Regions from separate parts of the Homo sapiens genome. Here all the other regions are linked to region 2. The links are chromatin loops, found by intact Hi-C in ENCODE. Cell type or tissue: PC-3. All regions are shown on one strand. Region 1 overlaps THADA (THADA armadillo repeat containing). Region 2 overlaps THADA (THADA armadillo repeat containing). Region 3 overlaps THADA (THADA armadillo repeat containing).

Region 1 (8,000 bases), 77 kb before region 2:
GAGGTTTACTGCCCAGCAGAGGAAAGTCAGAATAACCAGCGTTATATTCTTTTGGCCTACAGATTTTTCAGTTTCCTAAAATTGTGACCTTGTATTTAGAAAAAGAAAACATTTACAAAATTTTCCTCTGTGTAAAATTATTTTGAAGTGCATGCTAGCTTCACTTTAACGCTACTCTTTTGGAAAGAATTTTGTGTAAGGTGCATTCATCTTAGATGTCATCCAGTAATTGAAAAGCTAAGAAGCTACAATGATGAAGTATAAATCAGACAGGGACCCCAAGTATACTTATCATTTTAAAATTAAGAAGAATAGAGAGAAAATACTGTGTTATATTATACTTACTTCATTCCTACTTGGTATACAGTTTGTGATCTTGCAGTGTTTATTGCTCCATTGATAGTTTCATTGACAAACTGGATTATGTGGTGGCTAGAGGATGATATAATAGAAAGAAGTTTTGGATCCAGGCAGACAGTCCTGGACTTGATATTCTCTTTCCCCATTTTCTAGATACTTGCTAGGGCAAGTCACTTAAACTCTGAACTGAAGCTTACCCATCTGCAAAATAATAACGCATAATTGGCAACGATGCTGTAAGGAATAGAGATGTTACATGTACAAATTCCCAGTATAGTGGCTGGCATGATATAGTTTCTTAATAAATGGTAACTATCATTTGCATAGTTTTTCTGGTTTTTTTTTTCTTTTTGGTCCACGACCATTTATTAGAAAATAAATCTTACCTCCCCAGACTGAAAGCTGTCTTTGTCATACACTGAGTTTCAGTATATAGTTGCTCTTATTTTCCAGATTTTTGGTCTTTTCCTTTGAACAATTTGTTTATTCATACACCAGTTGCTCATAGTAGCTTTACAATATGTGTTTTACAATTTGGTGTAGACTAATTCCCCTTCAGTATTATTTTTTCAATATTTTATGAACTTTAAATCAATTTGTATAGTCGCCTACCTTTTATTGTCATTTTTAAAATTAGGATCACACTAAACTAATATGTTAACTTATTAACTATATATAACATATTTAATTATGTGTTATTTAGTGGTTTATGCCATTCCATTTGTTTGTATCCTTATATGTCATCAACAGCATTACATTTTAAAGGTTCCTTCGTATAGAATGCATTTTAAAAATATTTCTTATTGCTGTTATCAGTGGGTACTTTTATTGGTTATATCTTTTGATAGTGCTATTTTACTTTTGAAAATGATTGACTTCTGTATATTTGCTTTGTAATAATACTATTAGTCCTCACTTCTATTGCACTAACTCTGGGTCAAACACTTAGATGCACTTACATATATTTGCTGATTGAATCCTCATAACGGTTCTAGAAAGTGAATACTATTTTACAGTGAAGAAACTGAGGCTCATATAGCTAGAAAGTGGCAGATCCAGAGTTCAGAACCTGTATTCCTAACTTCAGTACCATACTGTACCGTGTCACCTAACTCTCATTTGCTGTATTATTTGTAAAGATCTTTTGTGCACTAATATGTTTTCCGTTGATTCTCTTGGGCTTTCCCCAAGAATATTACATGTTTTTGATTGGGCTGAATATTATAAAGATGTCAGTTTTCTCCAAACATAGGCTTAATGCATGTCCAATAAAAATTTTAACTTTTTAAACTTTCACTTGATAGTGTAATTCCAAAATTCCAAAATTGATGTGCAACAATAAATAGTAAGGATCAATGAAATGTTTTTTGATTGAGATTGTGTTGCATCTGTCAAGCAATTTGGGGAAAACTGACATTGTTAAAGTATAATTTCATAAAGGTAAAATCACTCTCAGGCAAATATAAAATGAACATGCATGTAAGATTTTATTTAACTCATTAATTAATAAGGGAACTAGAAAGATGTTGTGATCAATACAAAGAACATCTGTTGGTAATATTAGAAATGAGTTTTCCTGGTGTATTCCAATAGAGAGTTTAAATACTTATTAGACTTGGGCAGGCTCATTGGCTCATGCCTGTAATCCTAGCACTTTGGGAGGCCGAGGTGGACAGATCACATGAGGCCAAGGAGTTCGAGACCAGCCTGGCCAACATGGTGAAACCCCATCTCTACTAAAAATACAAAAATTAGCCAGGCCTGATGGTGTGCACCTGTAATCCCAGCTACTTGGGAGGCTGAGGTAGGAGAATCGCTTGAACCCGGGAGGTGGAGGTTGCAGTGAGCCAAAATCGTGCCACTGTACTCCAAGCCTGGGAGACAGAGTGAGACCCTGTCTCAAAAAAAAAAAAGTTAACAACTGAGATTTATTACAAGCTATTAATTTTTTTCCTTAAGAGAACCTAGTCATGTACTAACACAAATTATTTTAGACAGAAAATAGAAATTATTGGATGCCAATAATAACTTGCATCAAGAGAATAAGCAGTTCTAGTAGTCTTTTAAAGTTGACAGTTTTCATAGAGATAGTGAAAATGTTGGGCTTTTTGTTTTAATTCTTGAACATCATTTATGATTTAAACTGTGTGTTATATATTGTATTTTAAATAAACATGTAAACTTGTCATTATTTTGTACACTCCCCTAACATTTAACCTTAAACACCCAATACATGTTTGTTAAATGAATGAATAAGAGTAATGCTGTTTTTGAGTAATTCAAAGGGTGTGATGGTGATAGTATTTTCTTTTCTTTTTTTCCTCTTTGTTTTCCTATTGGTAGCATTAGAAATAAGTTTTTTGGGGGGGTATTCCAATGGAGAGTTTAAATACTTACTAGACTTGGCTGGGCGTGGTGGCTCATGCCTGTAATCCCTGCACTTTGGGCAGATCACTTGAGGCCAGGAGTCCAAGAGCAGCCTGGCTAACATAGTGAAACCTCGTCTCTACTAAAGATACAAAAAATTAGCGAAGGTGTGGTGGCGCACACCTGTAACCCCAGCTACTGCGGAGATTGAGACCGCGCCACTGCACTGTAGCCTAAGTGACAGAGTGAGAATCTGTCTCAAAAAATAAATAAATACTTATTAGACTAATGCTCTACACTTGTCACAATGGAAGTCGAGCCACTTTGAAATGCAGTTTATATGGCCTGTTTCCTTTTTGGTGACATGAAACAGGCATGCTGCATAGCAGAACAAGAAAACTCATGTTGTAGAAACCCCCTCTGTTGGCTGTGTTGAGTGGGTGGGGATTTGAGGACCTTCACACTCTGCAATGCAAAGTTCCCAGAGGGGTTAGAAACTCCTGACCCTAGAACTCCAAGTTTAATGGCCACTTCACCTGTCACTTCATCATTAAAAAAGAGTGAGATTTTTCTAGAATAAAGAAGAAATCTCATTAATTTGAATTTCACTATTTTAGGGTTTTGTTTTATTTGTGTAATTCTGACACATGTACTACAAAAATGTACCTTCCTCCGTGATGTTTATTATTAATGTGTCCTCTGAATGTATCAGGTTCAGAACAGAAACAGTACTTGTGTGTTTTAGTTCACATTACTCATCATATTTAAGTAATAAAACTAGCAGCTCTTTAAAACTTATTTTTTGTTTGAATAGATTTCTCGTGTGTTCAGATTAGTCTTTTCCCAGTTAGTTTGTTGTATGCACGTTCTTAGACATTTGCCACTGATGTTTAAAAATTGTTTAGCTGACCACACAGTCTTTGGAGACTACTAAGAAAGAAGTTTATATTGTGAGGAGGTGACAACAGGCAGCCCAAAGATGGGAGAATATGTTTGGATGAATGATGACAAAAACTCAACGCCCAGGAACGAGTTATCCCAACCATCAGAAATCCAGCATGAGGTGAATATCCTGGGGCCTGGGTTTTATAATCCATCACTGACTTGGGGAGTAGATATTTAAACAGTGGGGAAAGTTAGCACATAAACCTAGCTGCTAAAATGGCAAGTGATTTTTTTTTTTAGTGCACCAGAAAAGGGAAATAGCGGACCCTCTAAGCAATTAAGTGGCCAAATTGCGTGTGGAGGTTTGGCAAACAGACCAAAGTAATTCAGTCCATGGACAGCAAAATAGTTTTAGTTGAAGAAACTGTGAAGGTTTAATTTATTTTGTTTGCCAAGGAGTTGATGCATTCAGGGGTGAGTTAACAAAAGAATCAAAGAGTTTGAAAATCAAGTCAGTGATCTCTCCCCTTTGTGAAAAAGAAAAGAATGCATGTTTTGTTTTTTTTCTTTGTCTTTATTTTTATAAGAGCACTTTCTTACTGAATATTGTTTAACATAAAGAGACAATTTACTTGTGAAAGTTCATTCCCCTCTCAACAAAAACTGAGCATTGCTCTTTCTTATATTATGAAAAATCAGTATCTACTATTAACATTCTAATCAGTGTAGAAATTCTACCATTTAACCACCATTGCAAAAGAATGTTATAATATGTCATTAGACATATGTAAAAACTCATCAAGCTATACATTTCAGATTTGGAACTTCAAGTTGTATTGCTACTTTTAAAAAATTTTTGCATTAGGAGTGGTGGTCAGAGTTTAAGAATTATATTTGATAATTTAAGGAATTATATACTTCATAGTACTATGAAGAGGATATTCTTTATCTAAAAAGGTTCCCCAAGGACTGAAGCTTATGGTTAATTAAAAATAGAATAAATATAAAAATCTACCTTCAAGTTACTATGTTAATTATTTGGCACAACTCAAACTCCAGAGGCTGAAAAAGAAAATGTTGTGGGCATGTTTTTCAGTGTTCACTTCAAAGCAGAAATGTAATATTCATTAATCTTGTTCTTTGATTGTGATGTTAGCTCTTTTGTTACTGTGGAGTTTACCTTGGCCTGAGTGCTGGCAATTAAATAGCACAGTGAAGATTACTGGAAAACATTAACTTGTTATTGTTAGTTGACATCTTGCTGAGGTTGATGGGAAGTAGAGTTTATAAATAGCCTTGCCCCTGTGCATTGATTTTGAAATCTACTGAGTTTCAGGGATGAATCTCATTATTCAGACCATTCATTACTTACATTTGAAGCTTTTTATTTCACAGAGAGTAGTTTCATCCTTTAGAAAAATGTAATATTGAACATAGCTGTGATACACCCTTGTTGAAACTTTTGTGTTCAGTATTAACTTCTTGAGTAAATTAGCTTCCTATCATTTGCTTAACTTTATTTTTTTGGATATTATATAAGTGATGATCTTCCACTGTTTTAGAAAGGGGCCTATATTCCATTCTGTTTTATATAATTTATATTTTAATCTAGAATGATCTTTATGTTTCAAATGTTTTCAAATAAGCATCCTTGAACATTTGCAGTGTTCAACATGAAACTTCTGTTTGTTTGTGAGAACGGTGTTGCTGTATGTCCTTTCCCGAAAGCGGCCTGCCACTTGAATTTTTATGGTGCACTATCAGATGCAAATCATTAACTCTGAGATCTCTCCAGCATGATGGTGGAAAGAACACAGGGTCAAAGCAGTAATCCATGAGGGATGAAAGGAAGTTGACTCTATTATGAGAAATCTAGGCAGTCAAAGTATAACAAAAGTTTCTAGAAATCTGGCCAAATCGCCAAATAATTGCTTTGCTCTTTCAGGCCAAGAGGCAAACCCTAAGTTTGCATTCTCATTCTCCTCATTAACTGATGGTGTGGGAAGGATTCAGTGCTATTCAGGTAGGCTTTAAGACGTGGAGTTTTTTTGAACTGAGTGGTGGCTTTACTGATTAATCAGTAAGGTTTTCATTGAGTTTCAATTAAATGCTCAGTACTGTGCTAATTAAGCACTGAATGGATGTAAAGCAGTATAAATTCTTCACTGGGATCTTACAGCATGGTTGGGGAGACACAACCAACAAACCTGAAGTAGAAACATTGGAGTACAAGAATCACATAGTGTTAATTTTAAGTCCAAATTAATTTTCAGTCCATACTCACAGCATGGCTGGAGGATGTAGAAATTTCATGACTAAATTCTAAAGAGTTAAGTCATTTGGCTATATGTCTTCAGATCTCTGGTTGTTAGGACACTGACAAAAACAGGAAGATTTTATAGGCTGTCAGTGTTTCCCAGCTTTACCTGACATGAGAGTAACTTGGGGCACTGATGAGGATATGGATTCCCAAGTGCCTGTCCTGGAGATTTTGGTCATGAAGGCCTGAGGTAGGACCTCAGAATCTGCCTTCTTAATGAGCAACCTAACTGATTCTTGTGATCAGACAAACTTGAAAAATACTGGTTTAAGTGTGGAAGAGAGGGACGTAATGTACAAAACCTAGTTAATATAAGAGATAAGTTATTGTTTTTAGATCTAAAGGATAAGAAGGTGTATCCCCCAAGTGATAGATATTATATGTCACAAAGTAATCTGCTTTTGAGATTAAAGGACCATGAAGAGCACTAAGAAAACCCTGAAATTTCTAAGCTCAAATATTTAATGGACAAAAGGTGTTCTGGATTTCATTTTATCACTTGTTCCACTCTAGGAAGGGTGATCCTGGTCATTCATGTGGAGAAGTGGGCAGGAAGACATGAGTAAGGAGGACACATTTGAAATAGCTCATGGTATTAGCTTGGCAGACACAACGGGAGACTCTTCCAAGACTGCTCAAAGGCAGGACTGAAGGAAGCAGGAGACTGAGCAATTTAGTAACAATGTTTGGTGGTCAAGATCAAGGGGCATGAAGTAAGAGTTGTGGGAAACGAGGGCAGAGATAACAATAATAATTTTAGTTGCACGTGATACATCTTATGAAGATCAAGTAGGTCAGCAGTATGTGTAAACTCTTGGGCCTCATGACATCCTCATCCTAAAAGATAGGGGCAGGGTGGTGGTACTACTTCAGTTTTACAGCTTGAAAGCTAGTGTTAGGAGAGGTGTCATTGCTATAGACAGTGAACTAGAGAAAAAAGTCAGAGAATTTGAGCCAGTAGGTTTTCTAACTTGTGATGTTAGGTTGGATAGATGTTGGGGGACTGGAGAAGAGAAAAAACTATGTTTGAGTTGAGGTGGTGAGTCTAATTGTTAAATTTTAAGTGGGTTTCAGTATAGGTAAATTAAAAGGAAGTTATCAACAGATTTAAAAAGTGCTGTGGGCCGAGCACAGTGACTCATGCCTTTAACCCCAGCAGCACTTTGGGAGCCTGAGACAAGAGGATCACTTGAGGCCAGGAGTTCCAGACCAACCTGGGAAACATAGTGAGACCCTGTCTCCACAAAAAAAAAAAATAGCCGGACATGGTGGCTGGCACACACCTGCAGTTCCAGCTACTGGGGAGGCTGAGGTGGGAGGATCACTTGAGTCCAGGAGATCAAGGCTGCAGTGAGCTATGATCACACCACTGCACTCCAGCCCGGGCGACAGAGCAAGACCCTCTTTCAAAACAAAGTGGTATGGAGTGGAGATGATGAAGATAAGGGGCTAACGATGTTGAGAGGGCTTTTAGCTTTGAGCAAAGAGAAACTAGATTTGTATGGCAAGTAAAGTTGATGGTTCAGCACAAGTATATGATATAAAATGAACTTTTGTACCTCCTTAAGATGACTGATAGATGACACACTGATAATTATTATCCACATCTTAACCATATCTTTTCTGGTAAGCCTACTTTTTAAAGTAGTCTGCAATGGAGAAAGGTGTTTTTGTTTGTTTGTTTCTTTGTTTGTTTGTTTTTGTGAGATAGAGTTTTGCTCTTTTTGCCCAGGCTGGAGTGCAATGGCGTGATCTCGGCTCACTGCAACCTCTGCGTCCCGGGTTCAAGTGATTCTCCTGCCTCAGCCTCCCAAGTAGCTGGGATTACAGGTGCTTGCCACCACGCCTGGCTAATTTTTTGTATTTTTAGTAGAGACAGGGTTTCACCATATTGGCCAGGATGGTCTCGATCTCTTGACCTCGTGATCCACCCACCTTGGCCTCCCGAAGTGCTGGGATTACAGGCGTGAGCCACCGCTCCTGGCCAGAAAGTGTTTTTAAAAATTAAACTTTGCCTAGGATTTTGGTCTGTGGGCTTTTTTCTCTCCAACATAACAGTAGAGAGACT
Region 2 (8,000 bases):
TGTTTCTCACAGAGGGGGATTTGGCAGGGTCATGGGACAACAGTGGAGGGAAGGTCAGCAGATAAACAAGTGAACAAAGGTCTCTGGTTTTCCTAGGCAGAGGACCCTGCGGCCTTCCGCAGTGTTTGTGTCCCTGATTACTTGAGATTAGGGAGTGGTGATGACTCTTAACGAGCATGCTGCCTTCAAGCATCTGTTTAACAAAGCACATCTTGCACCGCCCTTAATCCATTTAACCCTGAGTGGACACAGCACATGTTTCAGAGAGCACAGGGTTGGGGGTAAGGTCACAGATCAACAGGATCCCAAGGCAGAGGAATTTTTCTTAGTGCAGAACAAAATGAAAAGTCTCCCATGTCTACTTCTTTCTACACAGACACGGCAACCATCCGATTTCTCAATCTTTTCCCCACCTTTCCCGCCTTTCTATTCCACAAAGCCGCCATTGTCATCCTGGCCCGTTCTCAATGAGCTGTTGGGCACACCTCCCAGACGGGGTGGTGGCCGGGCAGAGGGGCTCCTCACTTCCCAGTAGGGGCGGCCGGGGCGGCTGGCCGGGCCGGGGGGCTGACCCCCCCCACACTCCCTCCCGGACGGGGCGGCTGGCCGGGCGGGGGGCTGACCCCCCCACCTCCCTCCCGGATGGCGGCTGGCCGGGCAGAGGGGCTCCTCACTTCCCAGTAGGGGCGGCCGGGCAGAGGCGCCCCTCACCTCCCGGACGGGGCGGCTGGCCGGGCGGGGGGGCTGATCCCCCCCCACCTCCCTCCCGGACGGGGCGGCTGGCCGGGCGGGGGGCCGACCCCCCCACCTCCCTCCCGGACGGGGCGGCTGGCCGGGCGGGGGGCCGACCCCCCCACCTCCCTCCCGGACGGGGTGGCTGGCCGGGCTGAGGGGCTCCTCACTTCCCAGTAGGGGTGGCTGGGCAGAGGCGCCCCTCACCTCCCGGACGGGGGGGCTGGCCGGGCGGGGGGCTGACCCCCCCACCTCCCTCCCGGACGGCACGGCTGGCCAGGCGGGGGGCTGACCCCCCCACCTCCCTCCCGGACGGCACGGCTGGCCGGGCGGGGGGGCTGACCGCCCACCTCCCTCCCGGATGGGGCGGCTGGCCGGGCGGGGGGCTGACCCCCCCCCACCTCCCTCCCGGACGGGGTGGCTGCCGGGCGGAGACGCTCCTCACTTCCCAGATGGGGTGGCTGCCGGGCAGAGAGGCTCCTCACTTCTCAGACGGGGCAGCTGCCGGGCGGAGGGGCTCCTCACTTCTCAGACGGGGTGGTTGCCAGGCAGAGGGTCTCCTCACTTCTCAGACGGGGTGGCCGGGCAGAGACGCTCCTCACCTCCCAGACGGGGTCTCGGCCGGGCAGAGGCGCTCCTCACATCCCAGATGGGGCGGCGGGGCAGAGGCGCTCCCCACATCTCAGACGATGGGCGGCCGGGCAGAGACGCTCCTCACTTCCTAGATGTGATGGCGGCTGGGAAGAGGCGCTCCTCACTTCCTAGATGGGATGGCGGCCGGGCGGAGACGCTCCTCACTTTCCAGACTGGGCAGCCAGGCAGAGGGGCTCCTCACATCCCAGACGATGGGCGGCCAGGCAGAGACACTCCTCACTTCCCAGACGGGGTGGCGGCCGGGCAGAGGCTGCAATCTCGGCACTTTGGGAGGCCAAGGCAGGCGGCTGCTCCTTGCCCTCGGGCCCCGCGGGGCCCGTCCGCTCCTCCAGCCGCTGCCTCCCGGGCGGCCGTTAATTACAATTTTAAGAGCAGATTTCTGAGCCATATTTCTGACTGTGCCAAATAAATGAAATTCCTTTTGAATGTAATGCTGTCCTCTAGCAGCAGTGGGTAGGAAGGATAGGGAAATGGTACCTGGAGATGATAGTACTGTGCTCTTATTATTATTAGATTGTTATGAGATTCGGTTTTTAGACATTGAAACAGAGATGACACAGAGGTTGAAGATCCCAGCTGCCCAGGGTTTCCCCCACTGCTTTATAAAGATACTGCCTGGCTGGGCTCAGTGGCTCCCACCTGTAATCCCAGCACTTTGGGAGGCCGAGGCGGGCAGATCACCTGAGGTCAGGAGTTTGAGACCAGCCTGGGCAACATGGTGAAACCCTGTCTCTACTAAAAATACAAAAATTAGCTGGGTGTGGTGGCGTGTGCCTGTATTTCCAGCTACTCTGGAGGCTGAGACAGGAGAATTACTTGTACCGGGGAGGCGAAGGTTGCAGTGAGCCAATATTGTGCCACTGCACTCCAGCCTGGGTGACCGAGGGAGATTCTGTCTCCAAAAAAATAAAAAAATAAAAAGATGCCTCCTGGTGAGCTGGGAATTCTGCAGTGTCTGAGTTAAGAGTAGCGGTATGGCCGGGCACGGTGGCTCACGCTGTAATCCCAGCACTTTGGGAGGCTGAGGCGAGCAGATCACGAGGTCAGGAGTTCGAAACCAGCCTGTCCAGCATGGCAAAACCCTGTCTCTACTAAATATACAAAAATTAGCCAGGCGTGGTGGCATGCTCCTGTAATCCCAGCTACTCAGGAGGCTGAGGCAGGAGAATCACTTGAACCCTGGAGGTGGAGGTTGCAGTGAGCCGAGATCGCACCACTGCACTCCTGCCTGGGCGACAGAGCGAGACTCCATCTCAAAAAAAAAAAAAAAAAAACAGTAGAGGTTTGTCTGCAGCCCCAGATGGTGGCCTCCCTGGGGTCCCATCATGTTGGAGCCCAAGTCCAGTCCCCATTTTGCCCCCTGTGACAGACTTTGAAACAATTTGATGTGTTACATAAATACTCTATATTTTTAAATCTCGAATTATTGCAAGTCTATGCAAATTTTCAATTTCAAATAAATTTTTCTGTTACCTGAATGTTTTACATATGCATTATGTTTATGTTAGTTTTCTAGAAGTCAGCAGAGTTCTCTGAGTTATAATGAGATGATAAATATAAACGGTGTTTTATTAGCTATAAATGCGTATCACTTAAATGCTGTCTGGTAAGCCAATCCAGGATAAACTTGTTAACATCTTGGGTACAGTTGTCAGGATTTATCAGAGAATGCTATGAATATAATATCTAAATTTTGGCAAGGCATTTGGTGAAGTCTGTCATAAGTTCTTGTAGATAAAACTTCATGGACAGAATGATACAATTAAGAGGATTCATAAGTGGGGGATGACTCAAACCGAAGAGGGCTAGTTAATGAATTAGTGAGAGCCTGGAAGAGCGTTTGAGGCAAGGGCCAGCAGGGAGCCTGCTCACCAAAGGCCTCCACCCTCCAGCTTGCCCACATTTTTAGTAATTATTTGATTTTGGGCATTTAGGCATTCCTGTGAAATTGAAGTTTGCCAACTACTTTGTATGCGTTTTTGAGATAGGGTCTCACTTTGTCGCCCAGGCTGGAATGCAGTGTCAGCATCCTGGCTCACTGCATCCTCAACCTCCTGGGCTCAAGTGATCCCCCACCCAGCTGACTTTTTATTTTTTGTAGAAATAGATTTTCACAGTGTTGTCCAGGCTGGTCTCAAACTCCTGGGCTCAAGCAGTCCTCCCACCTTGGGCTCCCAAAATGTTGGGATTACAGGCATGAGCCACCACGCCCAGCTGGTTTACCCAATTTCTATTAGATGATGAACATGTGTGAAGAACTGGGTGCTGGGAGGTACCCGAGACTCCTACCCTAGTCCGCACCCTCATTCCCTAGTCCTGCCAGTTTTATCCCTTCAGTGTTTTTTTTTCTTTCTTTTTTGCCTTTTTAAATGATCACCTTGGCTTCAGACCTTCAGCGTTTCTTAAACCCACCTTCTCCTGATTCCTTCTGAACTTAAGGCCCTCGTCATTTATTTCTCTCCTGGACTACGGTGCAGTAGTGTTGTAACTGGTCTCCCTGCCTCTAATATTGCCTCCTCAACGATAAGAGCACTTCAGTGAAAATGGGCCCCTGACCTTACTGCTTAAAATAACCCCCCAGTGGCATTCCGTTGCATACAGAACTAGCTGCTTCACATTGTCTAGGAGGCTTTCTGTACTCTAGCCACATTTCTTCCCTAGCCTCATCTCCTGCCCTTTCCCACCTCAAATTTTATGCTCCAGTGTTATGGGATGGCCTGTAGTTCCCCACATGGTCCGTTCTGTTTCATGCCTTTGTTGAGCCTTTGCTCAGCTGGTTCCCCTGCCTTTGGTGGTGCTAACACATTGTCACCTGTCTTCCTCTTTGAGGCCTAGGTTATCATTTGTACCACTATATTGGAATTATGTGTTCATGCATTTCTCTTTCTCAAACTAGACTGACTATAAACTCCTTAAGGGCAGTGATCTTATTTAGCTCCTAGCACATAGTAAGCAGGCAATAAGTTTTTGGTTTTTTTATTTTTTTAATCAGAACTGAGAATATGAAAAGATCTCGGCAAATGAAAGGTAGACCATAAAACTTAACAGGAGGATAAAATTTAACAGGGATATACTTGGGCTTAAAATAAACAAAGAAAACACATCTTGGCTTAAGTACTGAGTACAAAGTGGGAGAAAGATGACTCACCACCATCAGTAGACCACGTCAAAAAAGAAGGGCTGTGGTTTCAGTTGACTTTGTGCTCCATATGAGTCAACAGTGTGATGCAACTCCAGTTCAGAACAGAGAAAGTAATAGTCCTGCGGGTCAAACCATGCAGGAGATTTGTGATCCAGCCTATTGGCCATCCTTTAAGAGAGGGTGAGGCATGTCCACAGGAAAGCAGCTAGAATAATGAGAGACAGTGACCCCATCATTTGAGGAAGGAAGTAGGAATGTTTCATCTGGAGAAGACAGAGGGGACACAAGAATTGTAATCAAATGTCTAAAGAGCTGTCATTGGGAGCCTCAAAATGTAGCATTAGGCCAGTGAGTAGAAACACAAAAAGAACTTTTTGACAATTAGATCTACTAACAATGGAATAAGCTGTCTCATGAGCTCCAGGGTACTGTAGGGTTCAACCAAGAGCTTCTGGGAAAGGGTGTTACAGAGGGGAGCTTCACCCCTGAAGGAAGTTTATACTAGATGTCCTCTTCTCATGGTCAGCTTTGAGGCTCGGTGATAAGAGGTCACTGAGTTCGTATTTATTGAATGTTGAGGAGGGGTGCCAGGAACGCATTTTCTAATAGTAATGCCTTTGTGCCCCTGTTGGAAAAATTATACATTACCTAAATGGAAATTGTTGTGGACTAGAAGTCTGAACCTTAGAGGGCCACTCACTTATGACAGTGTTTGAAATCTGCTTATGGGAGACATCTGATGGCCTCACGCAGTGGATTCAGTCTTCATTCTTTCATGTCCTTTTGTGGAAATTTAAAGTGATTATCTCTTTCCCTTTTGCTTTTTTTGCTTCTTAGTTCTGGAGAGTCTTGGCTTCTGGGAGGAAGTCAGAGGGATTATCTCAGGATCAGAGCTGATAACGGGATTCCCTTGGGCCTTCAAGGTGCCAGGCCTGCCCCAGTACCTCCAGAGCCTCACCAGACTAGCCATTGCTGCAGTGTGGGCCGCGGCAGCCAAGAGTGGAGAGCGGGAGACGAATGTCCCCATCTCTTTCTCTCAGCTGTTAGAATCTGCCTTCCCTGAAGTGCGCTCACTAACACTGGAAGCCCTCTTGGAAAAGTTCTTAGCAGCAGCCTCTGGACTTGGAGAGAAGGGCGTGCCACCCTTGCTGTGCAACATGGGAGAGAAGTTCTTATTGTTGGCCATGAAGGAAAATCACCCAGAATGCTTCTGCAAGGTAAAGTCTCCAACGTACTGACTGGCCCTTTACACTCCCCACATTCTTTTGTGAGCCACTGGAATGGTAGGATCATGAAGGCAAGATTGGGTTTAGGCTCTCCAGGGGCAATAGGAAGTAGATTCGGCAGCCAGTGGATAAGGACTCTCTTTTTATGGTGGTTGGCATGGCGTCATACCTGGTAGGGCACCAAGAAAAGCTTTTGATGATAGGAGTATTGATGGCAGAGATTAACCAAAGACAGAGCAAACCACTTTGGGATGTTTAGGAAACAGATCATTAAAAATTCACTGTAGAGTGTGTCAGAGGTAGTCTTTGCTGACATGGCTATTTCAGGGCAGTTGGCCACCTGGGAAGCATAATCAAAAGGAAAGGGCACTGGCCTAAAATCAGGGCATCTGGCTCCCATCCCAAGTCACTAGAGGCCCTCTGGTTAGTCATTGCATCACTCTGCCTCAGTCTCCCAAAGGTATTATGGGGGAAATAAGAAGTCAGTGGGAGCCTTTTGAAAGGTAGACCTCTTGTTGATACAATTGATTATCATGTAACATCTAGAGACATCTCCCTGAGTATTTATTTCTCTTTTTTGTGTGCGGATTTGGCTTACACAGATACTGAAAATTCTCCACTGCATGGACCCTGGTGAGTGGCTTCCCCAGACGGAGCACTGTGTCCATCTGACCCCAAAGGAGTTCTTGATCTGGACGATGGATATTGCTTCCAATGAAAGGTTTGCCCCCAAAACCTCCTGTGCAACCTTGGTAAGATGTATGGTCCCATCAGTCATTATGTAATGAACTTGCACACAATCCTGCCCTCAGGTCTCAGGTCCTGTATTTCATTCTAAACCTCAGCCTAAGAGTTCTAAACTCAAGCAATAGAATGATGTCAGTGATTTGCATTAATAACCAAAAGGTAATTGCTTCCGGAGGCATTTTTGTAACCAGGAGGTAGAGATTTTCAGTATTCACCTCTGCATGGATTACAGACTATCTGCAAAAACCGGTGTATGAAATATGTCTGATTGTAATTTTGTGTTGTTTTTTTGTTTGTTTATTTTTCTAGATCTGAAATTCAGAGTGTAGCTCTGAGACTTGCTTCCAAAGTCATTTCCCACCACATGCAGACATGTGTGGAGGTAAGGCTGGTTCTGATCTTGTTCCGGGACCTAGGATTTTTTGTTCTCATTTACTCAGAAGATGTCAGTAAAAGTGAACAGTCTTAGCAGGCAGAACCCCTGTGATATGTGTATGTAACATCTACAGAAATATTGTTCGTGCTGGTTTTTCAATTCGAGTATAACTTCAAAAGACTTCTTTGGACACCACCTTTCTTTTCTCTTGTTTTAGGATTTTTTTTTTTTTTTTTTTTTTTTTTTTGAGATGGAGTTTTGCTCTTGTTGCCCAGGCTGGAGTGCAGTGGCACGATCTCGGCTCACTGCTACCTTTGCCTCCCAGGTTCAAGCGATTCTTCTCCAGCCTCAGCCTCCTGAGTAGCTGGGATTACAGGCTTGTGCCAGCACGCCCGGCTAATTTTTTGTATTTTTAGTAGAGGCGGGGTTTCACCATGTTGTCCAGGCTGGTCTCGAACTCCTGACCTCAGGTGATCCACCCGCCTCGGCCTCCCAAAGTGCTGAGATTACAGATGTGGGCCACTGCGCCCAGCCTGTTTTAGGCATTTTTTTAATTAGAGTTCAAAGGGATAACAGAACCTTCCCCCCAAAACACATATGCCCAAACCCCTTGTTTTTTCCCCATTTCTCTAGCTGGACTCTTTATTTAAAGAGGAGTAAGCATGTCAATTCCAAAAGTATTTAGGATTGCAACCTAGTGAACTAAGTATGCAAATACATCGCTAAGGCTTAAATATTCCCCCAGAACATGGCCCAGCTGGCTCTGGATGGAGGCCCAGATGCGCCCCACCTGTTTTACATGTCCTTTGGTAGTGAAATAGAACCGAAGTAAGAAAAACAGCTTCCTGGGAAGATGTCTTAAGACAAATACATGCTACTTAGGTGCATACAAGATAGCACCCTCACAGAATCACAAGTAGAAGGCAGCCAATACCACAGGAAAATTACCTGAAGATCCAGATTCCACACAGCCACACTGATGGTGGTGGCATAACATTGTGGACCCTGAGCCCTTACAATAAACCTAGCACTGCTGTGTAGGTACTGAAGATACAGAGATGAACAGAGACTAGAGCTATAGTCTAATGAGAGAAAGTTAGATAATTACATTAAATGCTCTAGT
Region 3 (8,000 bases), 47 kb before region 2:
TCTTTCAGGACAGTGGGGATTCAGGCTGAGGAAGGTATTTTTTCCCTCTGGCAGTCACCACATAAGAACAGAAGCTCCAGCCAGACCCATTGCTCCAGACTCCACGTCGGGTGGTTTGGGTCCCTGCGGGGGTGTGGTGAAGGCATGACATTTGATCTGTTGCTTCTGAAATAACAGATCCATTATTAGACAAAGCATTTTCAGTCTCCACATTGGGACTTGTGTGCACTCTCCTGTACAGTTACTTCTGTTTAGAAGAAATTTATTTTGATTCTCTAAACAGAAGGTGCTTGGCATGTATTTGTTGTTGGTGATTGCAGACGTCTGACCCAGTAAAACCTGCCAGTCTACCCATTTAGGGTCTGATGACTCTGGATTGATTTTATCTGGCCTTTTCTGTTTCTCATTACCCCCTTCCGTATCTAACTCTCAATTATTTCACTATTGTCAGCCCATTGTTGATAGGAGAGAAAGAGAGGAAAACGTTGAATCTGGTTACACAGAAAGAATCATTCACAGCTCTAGAGAAGGATATAATAGGGAAAGAAAACAGATGTTATTAAAATAGACTTTCAGAGTTCTTAGTGTGTTTATCTATGCTTACTTTGCCACACCCACCTCTTCCTCTTGATTTAGATAAGGAGGCTGGAGACTGAAGGATTTCTCTTGACTTGCATTTCTCTCCTTGGCACTAGCCAAGGTCAAAAGATCTCATTTATGCCCTTGTCCTTATTCTTTGTCTGCTATAGATTTGTACTCCTCACAGAGGCTTTGCGGATGTCATTGCTGAATCCAGTACATACATACGTGCATACATGCATATACACGAGTATCCTTGTATAAGTGGGGCACGTCTGCATTGCTGCATTCACTCCTGACATCGAAGGGAAGATCTGCTAAAAAAAAAAAACAAAAAAAACCCTAAATAGTTACAAACATCACTGCCCAGTATTTGCTAAGGCAAGAATTAGTTTGACCTACTTCTTTAGCCACGACTGTTCTAATGAACTCAGACATGTAAACCAGTTTAGACTCTCAAACAATGTATTTTTCTTTAAATTTAAGACTTTGACTTTAAAAGGCACATTTTATTTTCATGTGCGACAGCTAACATAAAGATGTTTGCATTTCTTTGCTGAAATCAGTGTATAGGTTGTTTGTAACTAATAAACTCTTGTGGCAGATGATTGTTGGGCCACAGTCATCAGTTTTGGGGATTGTGTGAGAAACCCATAGCAAAGTATGGATTAAGGACTTGGGTTTCTCGGCACTGCTACATCCTCCAAAACCAACATGCCTTTCTGCAAAGAGACCAGAGCTACATTCTGCAGGTGTCTGTTTTCTTTGAGGGGAACATTTTAAGGAAACTTAAAAGGGAGGAACTGAGCATTTAGGAAAAATATATTTTCACAGCAGGATTTTTTTTTCTTTTTTGGTTTAGGTTTTTCATTTGTTGCAAGCCTACTCAGACTCCAAACACGGAACGAATTCAGACTTCCAGCACGAGCTGACTGACATCACTGTTTGTACCAAAGCCAAACTCTGGCTGGCCAAGAGGTATGTTAAAATCCCACATGAGCAAGGAGTTATCAGGGGTTAGGAATACATTTGAGAATTGCTGTTTCTAGTTGTGGGGAGTTTTAAAAGTCATTGGCATGAGTTTTCTAAACTTATTGGAGTATTTATCCTTTTAGAACTTTGGGTTGTGGTAAAGAAAGAAAAATATTTTCTTGACAATTTTTCTAAAACTGCTAAGTGACTGAGGGGCATGTAATATGGCTTTTTGTCTGCCCACCAATCAGCTTGTTTTTGTTGAAACCTGCTGCGTGCCCAGTCCTGTGTTAGATATTATAACAATGAAAGGCAGTAATTGACTAAATCATGTGGTACAGACTCTTAGGTGCCGTGGCAACTCAGAGATTAGAGATTGCTGTAGGCTTGAGCAGGCACTGAGGGACAGATAGGGTGTGAATAGCAAGAGGGGATGGAAGTTGCCTTTCTTAGGTGGGTAGTAAGGTAGCTTGAATAAGCAAGGCAAAAAAGAATAGAAACATATTTTTCATCCTTGCCATTGTTAGTTTATCCTGGAACTTAGAACATTTACTGTGTGAAAGATGAAGGAGTAAAAGGAATTTCTCATGTAATATACAGGGAGTCCTCTCTGTAATGCCATGTTCAAAATCTGTGTTGCAGGACTCTGGTGGTGGTAGGATAGTGTTAACTGCAAAGGCCCTCCGTAGGTCCTCTGTAAGTTCCACCAGAGTAGCTCCAGAAGAGGCGCATGTGTTAGTGTTACTACCTTTCCTGCCATAGTACACGCATTTAATTAAGAGTCAGTTTATTGGCCGGGTGTGGTGGTTCATGTCTGTAATCCCAGCACTTTGGGAGGCTAGGGCAGAAGGATTGCTTGAGCCCAGGAGTTCAAGAACAGCCTGGACAACATAACGAGACCCCATCTCTACAAAACAACGACAACAACAAAAATTAGCCAGGTATGGTGGTGCATGCCTGTAGTCCCAACTACTTGGGAGGCTAAGGCAGGAGGATGGTTTGGGCCCAGGAGTTTAAGGCTCTAGTGAGCTGTGATTGCACCACTGCACTCCAGACTGGGTGACAGAGTGAGACCTTGTTTCAAAAATAAATAAATTTCTGATGCTTAGAGTTTGAGAAACAAACAAGTTGAAAAAAAAAGAAAAAAGTATATTGGCTGTCTAAAGTAGAAGCCTCTCTTTTTTATTTTTCAAAAAGTGTGCTTTTGGTCACTTTTGTTGGGCTCTTACCTTCTGTGGCAAGTCAAGTAATGGGCTGTGTGAGGCTCTCAAATCAGTTTAATTCAACAAAGCATTGTTGAGCACAGGCTACCTGCTAGCCTTTGTGTTAGGAGATATAGGGATACAAAAATATAAAAGAGCTAGTCCTGGCTCCAGGGACTTCCAGGAAGTGAGAAAGACGTGTATAAATAATTTTCATCTGGTATATTAAGTATTATAACAAATGTCTGTAGTAGGTACAGCATTACGCCAGAAGAGGGGTGAGAGAGGGCTGACATCAAACTGGCCATCAAGAGTGAGCCAGAATTTTGCCAAGTGGCCAACACAGGTAGGGGAATTCCAGGCTTAGGTAACGGCATAGGCAGAGACACAGCAATATGAAACGGCACTGTAGGTTTGCAGAACCATAAGGAAGTTAGCCCTCTGGAACCTAAAGTGTAAGGCACAAGTGGCAGAGAATGGGGCTCAGGAAATATGCCCAGGCCACACAGTGAAAGCTCCTGTAAGAAACCTTTTGGTGAAGGAGCCAGCGGTGGATTTCCCAATGTGTGGATGTGTGTATCTCAATTATTGTCTCAACATTAATAGCTTTGGATAGGGATATTGATGGAGAAATTATCTTGTGTCTGAAATGCCGGTAAAGTTATTGGGAGCCTCTCATTTTTAGTCTGTTAGTCTATTCTCCCTTTTTTTAGACAGGGTCATGCTCTGTCACCCAGGTTAGAGTGCAGTGGCGCTACCACGGCTCACTGTAGCCTTGACCTCCTGGGGCTGAAGTGATCCCTCCGCCTCAGTCCCCTGAGCAGCTGGGACTACAGGCACACGCCACTATGCCTGGCTAATTTTTGTGGGGTTTTTTGGTGGAGAAGGAGTTTCAACAGATTGCCCAGGCTGGTCTCGAACTCCTGAGCTCAGGTGATCCACCTGCGTCGGCCTCCCAAAGTGCTGGGATTACAGGCATGTGAGCCACTGCACCCAACTTGTTTTCTCCATTTTATTTAGAGAGTAGGAGTTGCTTACCCATGAAGTGTTTACCCACGCCTAGTACCATTTGCCTTCTGTGTGGCTCTTAGCATCCCAAAGATACATATCACATCAGTACCCTCAGCTGTTTGCCAGGTAATAGGCCACTTCTTCCTACCTGTTATTTCTGGGGATCAAGAAGTCAGAGCTGTCCAGAAATTATCCTCTGAAACCTGCTTCTAGCCAGGACTGTCCCAAGTATCCTAACACTCTAGTTCTTAAAGTGCTGTAAGGAAGGAGTTTCTGCCCCCTTAGCTTGCTACTCCTTCATGCATCTCGTAGAAAGTCATTATCCACTGGCTTCCTGAGTCCATTACCTCTTGTTGGATGAGATGGAGGAGATGGAGCGGCAGGCCAGCCATTGAGTGGACCTTCATGTTGTGCAGTGCCTGAAGATGGCTGACAAAGCTGCCATCAGCTTCCTCTGCAGCTAAGAGGAAGGGAAGTCCTCCTGGCCTTTTAAAACCTGTCCTGTGGTCCCTATTGCTGTTTTCTAATTGGGCTTTCCATTCTCATTCCCTCTGCTCCCCACCCCACTTCTGATTTTTCTCCATGATTTTCCAGCTCTAGAAGACAAAGGAATGAATCACTGCAATTTACTGGGTTTCCACCTTCCTTGCCCAGAATGTAGGACAGCCACTTTTCTGTTTCCAGTACAGTCAACTCTCTATTATCCAAGTGTGAACTTTCCGCTTTGTGGGTGGTCTGTAAATGGTTCCTAACACCAGGCTTCCTTTTGCTCCCCAGCACACTTTTACAAGTGTTAATCAGAATGTGTTCAGAGCCTGAAATAGAGTTTGGAAGGAAAACATACTGCCAGACAGCACAATGCATTCCAAAGCTATGTATCAGTTTTTCTATATTATCCACATCATTGACAGGATAACTTTGAGGTTCCTAAATAGCAAATTATAGAACTGGGTATAAGTGATGAAGCCTCGGTGTCACATGCCTGCCCTGTCCCTGAGGTCCTCTTGTTCTGGGAGTTGTCTGTCTATACTAGTTAACTCCATGCTCAGACACACCCCCTCTCGTCCTAGCGGTCCCTTCTCAGAACAGACCCCTGTCTTTACTTTCTCACCTGCCTTTCCCATGAAGATATTACAGTGCAGAGTATTCCAAATTCAACTACTGAAGAGGCTTTTTTATGTCCCTGGTAATTTACACATGAAAGAAAAATAAATGTTCCTTTGAGTCTACTAAGGATTTTCTGTATCTTTTGAATATAAGCTATGAAAAATTAATGTTTTTGCAAAGAAAAAAATGTTGCCTTAAATTTTAACACCGACACCCTTTTCCTTCCCTAATTTATTTGATCATTAGCCTGAGTTTCTTCAGTCCCATAAGTACAAAAATGCTAGTGGATATGTATTTGTCCTTTTGTTCTCAAAGAAAGTTTTTAAAAAATTGATTGGCACTATTGGATAACCAATTCAGTCTTTAAATTTTGACTCTGAAATTGAGGGAACATAAAATGAAGACTTTTGTCCTATATTTGTGTTTTGACTTTGCAAGATTAATAGGGATTTATATGAGGTGATTAAGCAATAGCCATGGAGTTGTTGGGGAATTTTTGGTGATGAGTGGTCAGCTGGCAACATGGCTTCAGGAAAGGACTGGGCTTCTGCTCTTACAGGCTGCTTTTCATTCCAGGATGTCAAAGCCTTAATGGAAATCAGCTCATTAATCCTTCAAGTCCTTTCCTTCCTGTTTTCCTCCACTCCTCCCTTCTTGATCCAGTTTACTGTCTAAAGCAGTTTACTAACTACTGAAAGAAAACTAAACTGACCTAGACCAGAAACGAAATGAGAGTAGCCGTCTAGTAGGGATCTGCTGCTGTCCTGGAAAGGATGGCAGTGGGCATCATGAGAGAGGAATCACCCAGTCTGACACTCATGCTAATTACAAAAACTTTTTTTTTTAAGTTTTTTATTTATTTATTTATTTTTTAGTTTTAGAGATGAGGTCTGGCTGTGTTGCCTATGCTGGACTTGAACTCCTGGGCTCAAGCAGTCCTCCCACCAGAGTCTTCCAAGTAAGCTGGGATTACAGACATGAGCCCCATGCCCTGCCACCCTTGCTGCTTGCAGATTCCAGCTCAGCTGTCCCAGCTAGATCGCTTATTTACTTTGGCTAAGAGTTGTAATTAGTATTATATTAGGCTTAAACTTTTCAGAAGTGAATTTGGCTATCTAGTTTCTCCTTCTTTGGTTATAAAAGGAAAAAAATAAGTGTGTATGTGTATGTTTATATATTGCATGTGTGTTTCTTTTGGTAAACTTAGTGAACTAAATGGACTAGTCAGGGCTGGGTGCGGTGGCTCATGCCTGTAACCCTAGCACTTTGGGAGGCCAAGGTGGGTGGATCACATAAGGCCAGGAGTTTGAGACCAGCCTGGCCAACATGGTGAAACCCAATCTCTACTAAAAATACAAAAAATTAGCTGAGTGGTGGCACACGCCTGTAGTCCCAACTACTTGGGAGGCTGAGGCATGAGAATCGCTTGAACCTGGGAGGCGGAGGTTTCAGTGAGCTGAGATCATGCCACTGCATTCCAACCCGAGCAACAGAGAAAGACTCTGTCTCAAGAAAATGAATGAATGAATGCATGCATGCAGTGGATGTGATAACCAGAAATAAATATGTGCCCTACTAAAATTTTTTCACCGTTTTCCCCTTCATTGTTGTGTGCTGCTATATGCTTATCATAGAAAATTAGTCAAGTACAAAATTTGGAAGAGAGTAAAAGTCTATTCTTACCACAATCCATAAATCACTATTATTGGTTAAGAGTTGTATGTAATTCCTTCATCTTTTTTCCTATGCTTTTTTTTAACTTTGTCAAGGCTATACTGTATATGTAAGTTATAGCTTCCTTCCTTTTTTCACTCGATAGTATCATGAGAGCATTTGTTATTATTTCAAACTCTTTGTGATACAGCTACTGTGGAAAACAGTATGATATTTCCTCAAAAAATTGAAAATAGAATTACTATGTTAATCCAACAATTCCACTTTTGAATACATACCCAACAGACTTGAGAGTGGGGTCTCAAAGAGGTTTCCATAGCAGCATTATGCACAATAGCTAAAACATGGAAACAGCTCAGGTGTCCATTGATGAATGATGAATGGATAAACAAAATGTGGTATATACATACACCAGAATATTACTTAGCCTGGAAAAGGAAGGAAATTCCAACATATGCCACAACATGGATGAATCTTGGAGAAATTATGCTAAGCGAAATAAGCCAATCACAAAAAGACAAATACTATATGATTCTGCTAATACAAAGTACATAGAGTAGTCAAGACCTAGAGACAGAAAGTAGAATAGTGGTTGCCAGGGGCTACAGAGAGGAGGAAATGGGGCATTGTTTAATGGATATAGTGTTTTAATTTTACAGAATGAAAAGGGTTCTGGAGGCTGGGTACAGTGGCTTAGAGCTGTTATCGCAGCACTTTGGGAGGCCGAGGTGGGCAGATCACTTGAGGTCAGGAGTTCAAGACCAGCCTGGCCAACATGGTGAAACCCATCTCTACTAAAAATACAAAAAATTAGCCAGGTGTGGTTGCGCACACCTGTAGTCCCAGCTACTTGGGAGGCTGAAGCAGGAGAATCGCTTGAACCTGGGAGATGGAAGTTGCAGTGAGCCGAGATCGTGCCACTGCACTCCAGCCTGGGCAACAGAGGGAGACTCTGTCTCAAAAAAAAAAAAAAAAAAAAGTTCTGGTGATTTGTTACACAACAATATGGATGTGCTTAACACTAGCAAACTGTACACTCAAAAATGGATAAGATGGTAAAGTTTATATTATGTATATTTCATCACAATTTAAAACATTTTAATGGAAAATATTTAAAAGAAAATATACCCCATCATTCATCTGAAGTTATCATTGTCTTGACATTTTATGATAATTATTTCTTTGCTTTTCTTCCTAGTTTTACCACCTGTGCATCTCTAAAAATAAAATACTTTTGCCTATTTTTCAATTAAGAAAAAAAAACTTTGAAAACATCATTTTTGAAGGTAGCATATTTTTGTCACCTGAATAATTACTCATTAAATTTACCTAACCATTGCTGGCATACAGTTTGTTTCCCATTTGTTTAGTGTCGTAGATGATGTTTCAGAAAAATCTTTGTACATGAGTGTGGTGTGTGTGTGTGTGTGTGTGTGTGTATGAGTGTGTGTGATT

The links. A loop is a pair of places that touch in the nucleus more often than their neighbours do. Peaks named below come from ENCODE experiments on the same cell type or tissue, not always from the same donor. Only the 100,000 strongest peaks of a DNase experiment are listed, where the experiment ranks them.
Region 1: it touches region 2 in a loop (3-fold over the local background); 2 of 110 quality-filtered maps call a loop at or near these places.
Region 3: it touches region 2 in a loop (2.7-fold over the local background); 4 of 110 quality-filtered maps call a loop at or near these places.

The regions. Positions count from the first base shown.
Region 1 is chr2:43,367,755-43,375,754 of GRCh38, reverse strand. The region is part of intron 29 of THADA (THADA armadillo repeat containing); the gene reads left to right. Among named protein-coding and RNA genes, the nearest start is that of LINC01126, 140 kb to the right of the region's middle. In PC-3, no CTCF peak of the experiment used is centred here; no DNase peak of the experiment used is centred here.
Region 2 is chr2:43,290,579-43,298,578 of GRCh38, reverse strand. THADA (THADA armadillo repeat containing) reads left to right here. Exons shown (of 38, transcript NM_022065.5): 32 at 5,366-5,745; 33 at 6,357-6,475; 34 at 6,811-6,883. Among named protein-coding and RNA genes, the nearest start is that of LINC01126, 67 kb to the right of the region's middle. RefSeq lists enhancers at 946-1,447, 4,546-5,745 and a silencer at 4,975-5,269. In PC-3, no CTCF peak of the experiment used is centred here; a DNase peak (open chromatin) is centred at 4,578; H3K27ac peaks cover 1,167 bases.
Region 3 is chr2:43,337,679-43,345,678 of GRCh38, reverse strand. THADA (THADA armadillo repeat containing) reads left to right here. Exons shown (of 38, transcript NM_022065.5): 30 at 1,442-1,557. Among named protein-coding and RNA genes, the nearest start is that of LINC01126, 110 kb to the right of the region's middle. In PC-3, no CTCF peak of the experiment used is centred here; a DNase peak (open chromatin) is centred at 4,538; H3K27ac peaks cover 1,238 bases.